2 separate regions of the Homo sapiens genome follow, and region 2 is linked to region 1. Evidence: read pairs that join two places in POLR2A ChIA-PET (ENCODE). Cell type or tissue: K562. All regions are shown on one strand. Each heading gives the region's core, and the rest is flanking DNA. Links, peaks and the distances in the headings are about the cores only.

The links. ChIA-PET counts read pairs that join two places held together with the same protein. Peaks named below come from ENCODE experiments on the same cell type or tissue, not always from the same donor. Only the 100,000 strongest peaks of a DNase experiment are listed, where the experiment ranks them.
Region 2: POLR2A ChIA-PET joins it to region 1 with 10 read pairs; 19 of 35 experiments call an interaction of 5 or more read pairs at or near these places.

The regions. Positions count from the first base shown.
Region 1 is chr6:26,307,408-26,312,788 of GRCh38, reverse strand. TRQ-TTG3-1 (tRNA-Gln (anticodon TTG) 3-1) reads left to right here and starts at 1,522; the gene lies at 1,522-1,593. TRQ-TTG3-2 (tRNA-Gln (anticodon TTG) 3-2) reads left to right here and starts at 971; the gene lies at 971-1,042. TRS-TGA3-1 (tRNA-Ser (anticodon TGA) 3-1) reads left to right here and starts at 112; the gene lies at 112-193. RefSeq lists silencers at 54-293, 995-1,044, 1,475-1,524 and cis regulatory regions at 1,511-1,730, 2,819-2,933. In K562, for the core only: a CTCF peak has its summit at 3,229; DNase peaks (open chromatin) are centred at 998, 1,608 and 2,878; H3K4me3 peaks cover 1,479 bases.
Region 2 is chr6:26,186,470-26,191,850 of GRCh38, reverse strand. H4C4 (H4 clustered histone 4) reads left to right here and starts at 2,739. Exons shown (of 1, transcript NM_003539.4): 1 at 2,739-3,141. The coding sequence starts at 2,775. The coding sequence ends at 3,086. RefSeq lists enhancers at 2,551-2,730, 3,513-4,138. In K562, for the core only: a CTCF peak has its summit at 2,809; DNase peaks (open chromatin) are centred at 2,720 and 3,342; H3K4me3 peaks cover 2,677 bases.

The DNA.
Region 1 (5,381 bases), core at 206-5,205:
TGAGAGACATTCCAGAGTTGTTACCTTGTCAAAATAAACAAATTTAAAGATGTCTGTGAAAAGAAACATATATTCCTCATGGGAATATATCCAGGTTGTTGAAGGAGGTACGTAGTCGTGGCCGAGTGGTTAAGGCGATGGACTTGAAATCCATTGGGGTCTCCCCGCGCAGGTTCGAATCCTGCCGACTACGGCGTGCTTTTTTTACTCTCGGGTAGAGGAAATCCGGTGCACTACCTGTGCAATCACACAGAATAACATGGAGTAGTACTTTTTATTTTCCTGTTATTATCTTTCTCCATAAAAGTGGAACCAGATAATTTTAGTTCTTTTGTGTAACAAGACTTAGAGATTTTTTGAAGTGTTACATTGGAAAGCACTTGAAAACACAAGTAATTTCTGACACTGCTATAAAAATGATGGAAAAACGCTCAAGTTGTTTTGCCTTTCAGTCTTCTTGAAATGCTGTCTCCCTATCTGAAATCCAGCTCACGTCTGACTTCCAAAACCGTGCTTGCCTTTAACTTATGGAATAAATATCTCAAACAGATCCTTTCTGGTTCCCCTCGTGTCATCCTACTTTCAGAGGCCGGAATTGCAGAGGAAACACCAGATAGAGAATCTCCAAAACTGTTGCTAAGATGTTTTAAGAGATGTCTAAGTGTTGATATTTTCTTTTATAAACCCTTACGTAGAAAAAAGTATCGTGACCTAAAATTTCAGCAAATGCGAAGTTCTGATTAATCAAGGAACGCTCCTATTCATAATCTCCGTGGGCAGATCAGAACAAGTTTTTGGAAAGGTGAGTTCTGTTCTTGCTTTCTGCCTGCTGGAGCAGTTTTGTTACTTTCTCGGAATCTGGGACTATGCACCTATTTTGAGAGGCCAAAGTAAACAGCACTCTCAATAGACCAATTCCACGTACTACATTCATGTTATCAAAAATATGTCAGGAGATTACTGTGTTGTTGGCCCCATGGTGTAATGGTTAGCACTCTGGACTTTGAATCCAGCGATCCGAGTTCAAATCTCGGTGGGACCTACCAAACTTTTAGTGCTCTTTCTTTCTCTCAAATTACCATTGTACCCAGAGGAGCGTACACCTGATCACTTAAGCACCTTAACATCCCATCCCAGTCGGCAGCACGATGCTTTCCTGCAGAACAGCATCCTCTAATCTTTCACCTGGAATTTCACATCTGTTCTCTCTTGCCCCTCCTCTCTTGTTGGATGCGAGTTCCTCGGATTTAAATTATCATACGCAAGTTTAAGGATACGTCTTTCACCTACCAGACCTCAGTTCTTTCCTTTTTTGAACAATACTCAAACGGGTTCAAGTTTTTTCAGTTTCTAAGACGGACTTGGTCCAGATAGGTTTGTAGTGCATGTGAGTCTCTTGGAGCTTCTGCTACATGGGATGCAGATAGTATTAATTTAATAAATATTAATAGAATACTGCATCGAATAGACATGCTCTGTAATCAGTATTTTTATAAATTCATGAAATTGGTGGCGGAAGGCGGCCCCATGGTGTAATGGTTAGCACTCTGGACTTTGAATCCAGCGATCCGAGTTCAAATCTCGGTGGGACCTGTCCTGCTTTTTGTGACCCATCCTTCGTTCGTCTCTTAAATCATCAACACACAGCGATCTGTGGATTTACTTTCTCATTCACGGTTTCTTCTTCGGATTAGCAAGTGTCATGTAACTCCTGACTGTCATTTCTAGCTTCTGAGTAGTATCATGTCCTTGTACATTCTTGGTCTTTTCTCTTAGCATCCACACTTCCCTGAGTTCCCAAAGGCAGCCAGGGTGTTATTTGAGTGCTCAGGGTGCTTAATGGTTTATGTGTCAGAGGTCCCTCCCGCGAATGTTTTCTTCTTTGGAAGCCCCTCAAAATGCAAGGATTTACATAAGAATTATAGTAGCAAGTGCCCCATGTAAGGGTCCCATAGTATATCGGTTAGCACTCGGGATGCTGAATCCAGGAATTTGAGTCCAAATCTCTTTGGGATTTTAGCAACATCTTGGTCAATGTTCCTCTGTGGTTCTCTTAAATCATTAGCCCACCTTCGAGGTGTACCCACTTGGCTGCAAGCGCTGCCAATCATCATGGCACTCTGTCCTAGAGAAAACTGTCTCTATCTACTGACCTCTGAAATTTTAGCCCTACTCCTATTTTACTTGATGTCTCTTTTTGCCTTTTTGCCCAGAGTTTCTCAGATTCTGGTAAGTTAGAATCTTGGCCCCAGTGATTAAGAGTTTGTTTTACAGCCCCCAATCTCAGTTTCTTCCTTTTCTAGAGCCTATTTAAAGCGTCCCATCTGCTTCTAAGCACTAACACTGTCCTTAAAATGTTTGGACTGCACAGCACTGCAGTTGTACACATCTTAGAGCCTCTGCCGTTTGTACTCAGTTGGGGCGCCATCCAAACTCCTTAAGCTAATGCATTGTCCACATTATTTGAAAGATTAGCTGGTATGTTAAAAGTACACATCAGTCTTTCAGTAGGGATTCAATTTCCATGTCCTGGTGACTTAATGGCTAGCACCTAGGCTTCAAATTTCAGTGGACCTGTCTCAGTTTTGGTGACCTTGCTCTTGAGTTTACCCAAATGGAGAAGCACACTTGGGCATGTATAGATAGTCTCACATATTTGCACTTCTTTTCTGGAGCAACATCCCGCTTCTTGCTCTTTTCTCTGGCTACTGAAAGTTGTCCACTGCCCATCACCCTCATGTATCCTAGAAGCTCTTCTTTTGAAAGCTTTGCTTTGCTTTGCTGGAGCCTGAAGTCAGTTAGACCACTGTAAGTTAATCATCTGCTGGGATGAGTAAAGGTTCATGTGTCAGAGGCCCCACCTATGACTTTTTTCTTCTTCAGAGCTCACTCCGAATGCTCTCTATGCTATCTCTGGACTCGGGCATGAATATGTGCAAACCACAAATTGAGTCATCTGAGAACCTGCATTTTTCTCCCTATGAGAAGCTATTAGTGTTCCTTACATTGAATCTATGCCCATTTTAAAGGTTAACTGACCAGATGCAATAGTATACAAGTCTTCCCTAGAACCTTTGTTATACAAAGATACCATGGTATAACGGTTAACACTCTGGACTCCAAATACAGAAATCCCAACTGTTGGTGGGACTCTAAATTCCTTCTGTTGACTCTCTCTACAGTTCAAAACATATCCTCCAGGGCTCTCAATGACAACAAAAGTGAGCTCCATGAACTCCTCTGGCCTCTAAAAATTGTTCCAGAAAAAAGCCCTGTAGACTTCTTTCTGCCTGTTTAGCCCTATTCATGGTACTATCTTAGTGGCTTTTTATTAGCTTCCTATTGCTTACCACAAATTTGGTGGTTTAAGACAATATGAATTTATTTTTTGTTATTTATTTATTTGTTTTTGAGACAGAGTCTTGCTCTGTCGCCCAGGCTGGAGTGCAATGGCACAATCTCATCTCACTGCAACCTCCACCTCCCGGGTTCAAGACATTCTCCTGCCTCAGCCTCCTGAGTAGCTGGGATTACAGGCACCCGCCACAAAGCCCGGCTAATTTTTTGTACTTTTAGTAGGGACGGGGTTTCACTATGTTGGCCAGGCTTGTCTCGACCTCCTGACCTTGATCTGACCGCCTCAACCTCCCAAAGTGCTGGGGTTACAGGCGTGAGCCACCGCATCCGGCCTATTTATTTTTTAAAATAGGGTCTTACACTATCACTCAGGCTGGACTGTAGTGGCACAATCATAGCTCATTGCAGCCTCAAACTCCTGGGTTCAAGTAATCGTTCCCTGTCAGCCTCCCAAGTAGCTAGGACTGCAGGTGCACACCACCATCCCTGGCTAAGACAACGTGAATTAAATGTTTTTTTGCAGTTTTGGATATCAGAAGTCTACAATAAAAGTATTAGCAGGGCTGTGTATCTTCTGGAGACATCATGAGATAATTCATTTTCCTGGCGTTTTCAGCTTCTAGTGGCCCCTTCCTTGCATCACTTCTTGCTTCTGTAGTCACATTTTCTTTTCCTGACTCTGAACCTCCTGCCTTCCTTTTATAGGACCCTCTTGATTACATTGGACCCACTTAGATAATCCAAGATAATCTCCCCATCTCAAAATCTTCAATGAAATCCCATCTGCAAAATTCCTTTGACCACTTAAGGTAACATAAGGTAACTTATTCACAGGTTCTGGTGATTGGTTGTGGACCTATTTTGGGGGTCATTATTTAGCCTACCATACCCTTTATTAATAAATAGCAGGCATTTGTTAATGCTCTTTAGATTTAATCTATTGGTCATGGCTTTTTTAAAAAAGATAATGTATAGATTTACACCAAGCTTATACACAAGTCTTTCAATAGGAGAATCTTATGGAAAGGGTCTATGATGTAATGATTAGCATCTGAACTCAGACTTGGCAAATTTATGGCAATGATGTCTTGTATTTTTACATTCTCAACTATACTCCCTTTCAGCCATAGGATCCACTGCTCTCTGGCTGATCAGGCCTTCCTGCATGTATTAGTTATCTGTTGTATAACAAATTGCACCCAAATTGGCAGCTTAAAACAACAGACACATATCTCACATGAGATATCATGAAAGTAATATCCTATCACATTTTTTATATTCTGTAGGTTAGGAGCAGGTCACTAGATCCAGCCAACATTCAAAGGGAGGAGTTTACACAGGAAGTGTGGCCACCACACTGTTAAACACTGTAAAGACCTCAGGGCAGAATAAGCCCTAATTGGAGCTGGTCTAATGCTATGACTGATATTTTGCAGACACCTTCTTTTGCTTGGTCAGGAAGTGCTGTATTGGGAGCAATTCCTGGTACCTTTTGGATTGGGAAAATTATCTCTTGCCTCACCTTTTTAAAACTAGTTTTCCATTGTGTATCTTCCTTTATGATCAAGCCAGTATTGAAGAGCTTGACTGCTACTCTCTTTTAATATCATGACTGAACAAGTGAATTAGAATCTATAGGGATAATGCCCTGACATGAATCCTTCTCAAAAGTTCCCTATGGATTCAAATGTGCAGCATGGAAAACCACTGAGCTAATTTTCCCCTGACCACCCTATTTAACTTGCCACCACTCCTATGCATATACCATCCTCTGACATACTGTGTATTTTGCTTTTTTTTTTTTGGTGAGACAAGGTCTCACTTTGCCATCCAGGCTGGAGTGCAGTGGTGCAATCTTGGCTCACTGAACTTCGACCTCCTGGGTTCAAGCGATCCTCCCTCCTCAGCCTCCTGAGTAGCTGGGACTACAGATGTGCACCGCCACGCCCAGCTAATTTTGGTATTTTTTGTAGAGATGAGGTTTCACCATGTTGCCTAGGCTGGTCTCAAACTCCTGAGTTCAA
Region 2 (5,381 bases), core at 181-5,180, 120 kb after region 1:
CTCACTATAACTTCTGCCTCCCAGGTTCAAGCAATTCTCTTGCCTCAGTCTCCCAAGTAGCTGGGATTACAGGTATGCACCACCATTCCCAGCTAATTTTTGTATTTTTAGTAGAGACGCGGTTTCACCACGTTGCCAGGCTGGTCTCGACCTCTTGACCTCAGGTGATCCACCCACCTCGGCCTCCCAAAGTGCTGGGATGACAGGCATGAGCCACCATGCCCCGCGCAGAATAGTGGTTTTAAATGCATTAGATAATATATAGGAATGCAAAGTGAAACAATTATATTAGTATGCCATTATCAAATTATAAAAAATCTAAATTGGTGAAATATTAACATATGTGCTTTTAAATTTTTTATTTTATTTACTTACTGATTTTGAGACAGAGTCTCACTGTTGCCCAGGCTGGAGTGCAATGGTACGATCTTGGCTCAGTGCATCCTCTGCTTCTCAGGTTCAAGCGATTAGCTACCCAAGTAGCTGTGCGCCACCATGCCTGATAAATTTTTGCATTTTTAGTAGAGACATGGTTTTGCCATGTTGGCTAGACTGGTCTGGAACTCCTGGCCTCAAGTGATCCTCCCATCTGGGCCTTTCAAAGAGCTGGGAGTTACAGGCATAAGCCATGGCCTGGCATATGTCCTTTTTAAATTAATACATTAAATAATAATCTACCCATATGACTAAGACTTATTATAGTTTTGAAGGATTGAGGTTTTTTTTTGTTTTTTTGTTTTTTTTTTGAGATGGAGTCTTGCTGTTTTGCCCAGGCTGGAGTGCAGTGGCACGATCTCTGCTCACTGCAAGTTCCACCTCCCAGGTTCACGCCATTCTCCTGTCTCAACCTCCTGAGTAGCTGGGACTACAGGTGCCCGCCACCATGTCCGGCTAATTTTTTTGTATTTTTAGTAGAGATGGGGTTTCACTGTGTTAGCCAGGATTGTCTCCATCTCCTGACCTCGTGATCCTCCCGCCTTTGCCTCCCAAAGTGCTGGGATTACAGGCGTGAGCCACTGCACCCGGCTTTAGGATTGAGATTTTTAAATGAAATTTCGAGATATTGGCAATGAGAATGTGATATAAATAGAAGCACTTGTCCTGCCAATTACACTGTTTGTTGCCTGAGTTCATACACAGAAAAAATGCTGTTTCTGTTGGAGAATAGTAAAAAGAAAAAAAAAAGATTTGACTTTTTTTTTTTCTATACTCATTCCCAGATCCCCTGAAGACTTTCTATGTATCCCAGGCTAAGAACCTTACTCTGCAATCTTTTCCATGTACCATAAACTCAATAAACAGCAAACAGCTGTGATAAACTTGGTTCTTCTCACAAGTCATGAAGGAAAAGCCAAATATTCCACCCAAAGGACCTGGAACTTTTTATGGGGATTAATGATGAGTTAAGTTTTTAATTATTTATTATTTTGAGGAGTTCTCGAAATCAGATTTTAGCAAATTAGAATACTGTCTCTCATCCCTTTAGAAGGGTGAACCTTAAGGATAGGAATTGAAAACACCCACAATATTGTACTATACCATAATTAATGTTTAGTCATTGCTTATTTGGAATCTAGACACTATTCTAAGCATTTTGATAGGATTATCTGTTTCAACTTAACAAATACTTACAAGTTAGATTTTTAAAAATACATTTACAACAAGGAAACTTAGTATAGCTTGCCCAGGGTCACCCCCACAGCATGTATGTCAAGCAGGCTGTCTCTATGATAGTTTGGAGGGATACTATGATGCCAATTTGCTGGAGTAATAGAATATGGTGAATGATGCAGTGCTAGCTACAATCTGTCCATGATTAAAGGCACAATCAAAGCATAAATTTTCATAAATTTCAGCCCAACAAGGTTTTCTTTTACGGGTGTACATAGTCATGTTTTCAATCGGCCCTCGGTGATCTTATCCTAATTTGACCTCTAAATGTGTAACTTTCATATACTTTTAGTTCCCTCAGTAGCACTATCTAGCCTGCATGCCAAAGAGCCCTGCTTGGTTAACTAGGAATGCATAAATCAATAAAAATAATCTCAGAGACAATAAAGATATGAGTTACTTAAAATACTTTGAAAGCACCTTATGGCCCGGCGCGGTGGCTCACGCCTGTAATCCTAGCACTTTGGGAGGCCGAGGCAGGTGGATCACAAGGTCAGGAGTTCGAGACCATCCTGGCCTATGGTGAAACCCCGTCTCTACTAAAAAAATACCAAAATTAGCTGGGCATGGTGGCGGGCGCCTGTAACCCCAGCTACTCGGGAGGCTGAGGCAGGAGAATTGCTTGAATCCGGGAGGCAGAGGATGCAGTGAGCCTAGATCGTGCCACTGCATTCCAGCCTGGGCAACAGAGCAAGAACCCGTCTCAAAAAAAAAAAAAAAAAAAAAAAAAAAAAGCACCCTGTGAGGGAAACAGTACTAATTATTTGATATTCTGGGAAAAGTGGGGGACAATTGTCAGGCTTCTTTGTCGAAAGTTTATGAACTGATGGCTCAGTTAATGGCTGCAAGTATAGTGTGTGTGTATATATATATATATACCTAGCAGTATTTATTAAATCCCAGCTGAGGCTCTTTTGTTGCCTCAGGCCCCTCTTGGTCTCCTCCAGTCTGAGCAAGGGAGAATTGCACAGAAGGGCGGGAACTGACTGTGGTTCCCGCCCCTTCTCATGAGGTTTTCAAACAGGTCCGTCATGCTATTATAAAAGTGCTGCGTGGCTCTGCCAGACGTATTGCGTTACAGATTTAACAGCTGTGGTTTCAAGATGTCTGGCCGCGGTAAGGGCGGAAAGGGTCTAGGTAAGGGTGGCGCCAAGCGTCACCGTAAGGTATTGCGTGACAATATCCAAGGAATCACCAAGCCCGCTATCCGCCGCCTGGCTCGCCGCGGCGGCGTCAAGCGTATTTCTGGCCTCATTTATGAGGAAACTCGCGGAGTGCTGAAAGTTTTCCTGGAAAATGTAATCCGCGATGCTGTCACCTACACGGAACACGCCAAACGCAAGACAGTCACAGCCATGGACGTGGTGTACGCGCTCAAGCGCCAGGGACGCACTCTTTATGGCTTCGGCGGCTGAGCTTACCTCTACAGTACACTACCGCAAAACCAACGGCCCTTTTCAGGGCCACCTATCCACTCAGGAGAAAGAGTAGTAGTCACTGCTAAAAGTGTAGTTTCACGTGTTTAGTAGCTCCGGTTTTCAAGTTAAATGGTCTTATTACGCCTTGGCTTCATATCTTACTGGCCGGTGAGGATAGTGTATTAAAGTTTATTTTCACTCTTGCTGTGTCGCCCATGCTGGAGTAATCAATGGCGCGATCTCGGCAATCTGCAGTCTCCGCCTCCCGGGTTCAAACGATTCTTGTGCCTCAGCCTCTTGCGTAGCTGGGGCAACCGGCTTGCGCCACCAACACCCGGCTAATCTTTGTATTTTTTGCAGCGATGGGTTTTCGCCATGTTTCCCAGGCTGGTCTTGAACTCAAGCTCAAAAGAGATTTCCCTCCTCCGCCTCCGAAAGTGCTGGGATTACAGGCGTGAGCCACCACGCTTGGCCTGTGTTTTCTGTATTTCTGTAAGGAAACATGGCAAACTGCTGCTAACATTCTTCATGGCTATCAGAGAAACAAGGTAGCAAAGACTGTAGCTGCTGGAGAAACAAGGTAGCAAAACCTGTATCTCAGAAGGCAAGTGGTAAAGGCTGATGCTGCCGTGAAGAATAGTGAAAAAAATGGAGGTAGTTACTAGTTCCTACCAAGGCATTGTTATATGAAAGGAAGACAAAATGGCATTCAGATGGTTATTGGTGTGGGGGGATGGGAGGTGTGTTGGAGGCACTTGACTGGCAAATACATTCTTTAAAGAAGAAAGTAGTAATTACCGTGGGAGAAACAACCATGAAAGTACATAAGATTCAACATTTTTTAGTGGAATGGGGAGAGGCCAACTTGTTTGGTTCTGTTCCTCTGAGCTGCCTTCCATCCAGATCTACTGATTTTCTATTGTTGAATTTAAAAGGACTTTTTATTTATGTACCCGTGGCCAATTTAAAGGTATGTTGAACGAGTTCTTTTTTTGTTGTCCTTTTATCTTAAATAGTCTTAGACTTTATTATTAACAGAAGTCATTTTACCTTAAATCATAGATCAGGTTACTGTGGTTGCATGAATGGGTGTTTAAAACCGAGGTTGTCATGATTAAATTCCCACCTTCTTTCCCTTTACACCTCAGGAAATGAGACAAAAATAAGTAAGCCATTCCCTAGTGGGTTACTCCAGTCCTTACAATCGCAGGACTATCAGTATGCCACTGTATTATTCGCTGTCCTCAAAATGGATTTTAATTTGTGGAGAATATTGAGTAAACCCTTATTTTTCCAATAAAGTTTTTTCACTTTATCATAATAAAAAGAAAGCTGGACAGGTGGCTATCTAGCAAGAGACAACATTTCCTGGTCTTTCTGGGAGCAGATGTAAGCATGTGGCTACATTATTTCCAACACAGGTGAGACACATAGAAAAGTTACTACCAGGTCTGGGCTTTGAAACTTCCATGTTACCTTCTTCCCCAAGTATAATGGTATTGATTTCATTTTGAGCAATTAGAGAACATCAGGCCCTAGGAGATGACAGAACATTGACTTGGAAGGAACGAAATTTCCTGATTGATCACAAGGAGCAGAGCTGCTTCACAAAGCTGGACTAATCACAATGGATTTGTTCCATGAAACAAAAATATCTGTCTTTAAGCTTATTTATTGTTGAGTCTCTTTGTAAGCAGCATAACTTTATCACACAAAATTCAGTTTTGTTACTAAACTTATTTAGTATTGTGGAATGTCCTTCCATTGACCTGAAAGCTCTTTACAGAAAAGCTGATGCCAAATGAGCCTGTCGACTTGGTATCACCTCTGTTGGGTTCCATTATAGACAGAACAGAGTGGGGCTGATTACAAGTTAGAGATCAGGCAAGGCACGTGGCTCACGCCTGTAATCCCAGCTCTTTGGGAGGCCAAGGTGTGTGGATCACTTGAGGTCAGGAGTTTGAGACCCGCCTGGCCAACACGGAGAAACCTCGTCTCTAATAAAAATACAAAAATTAGCCGGGCATGCTGGCACATGCTTGTAGTCCTAGCAACTTTGGGGTCACAGAGTGAGACTCTATCTCAAAAAAAAAAAAAGTTATCAATGGGTAGACTAGATAGTCTATATGTCTTCAGCAGTGGTAACCTGTATATTTCAATGGGCTGACTTCCCTTCAAGAGTGGTTCTGCTGGGCACTGTGGCTCTCACCTGTAATCCTGGCACTTTGGGAGGGCAAGGCAGGGGGATCACCTGAGGTTGGGAGTTCGAGAACACCCTGACCAACATGGAGA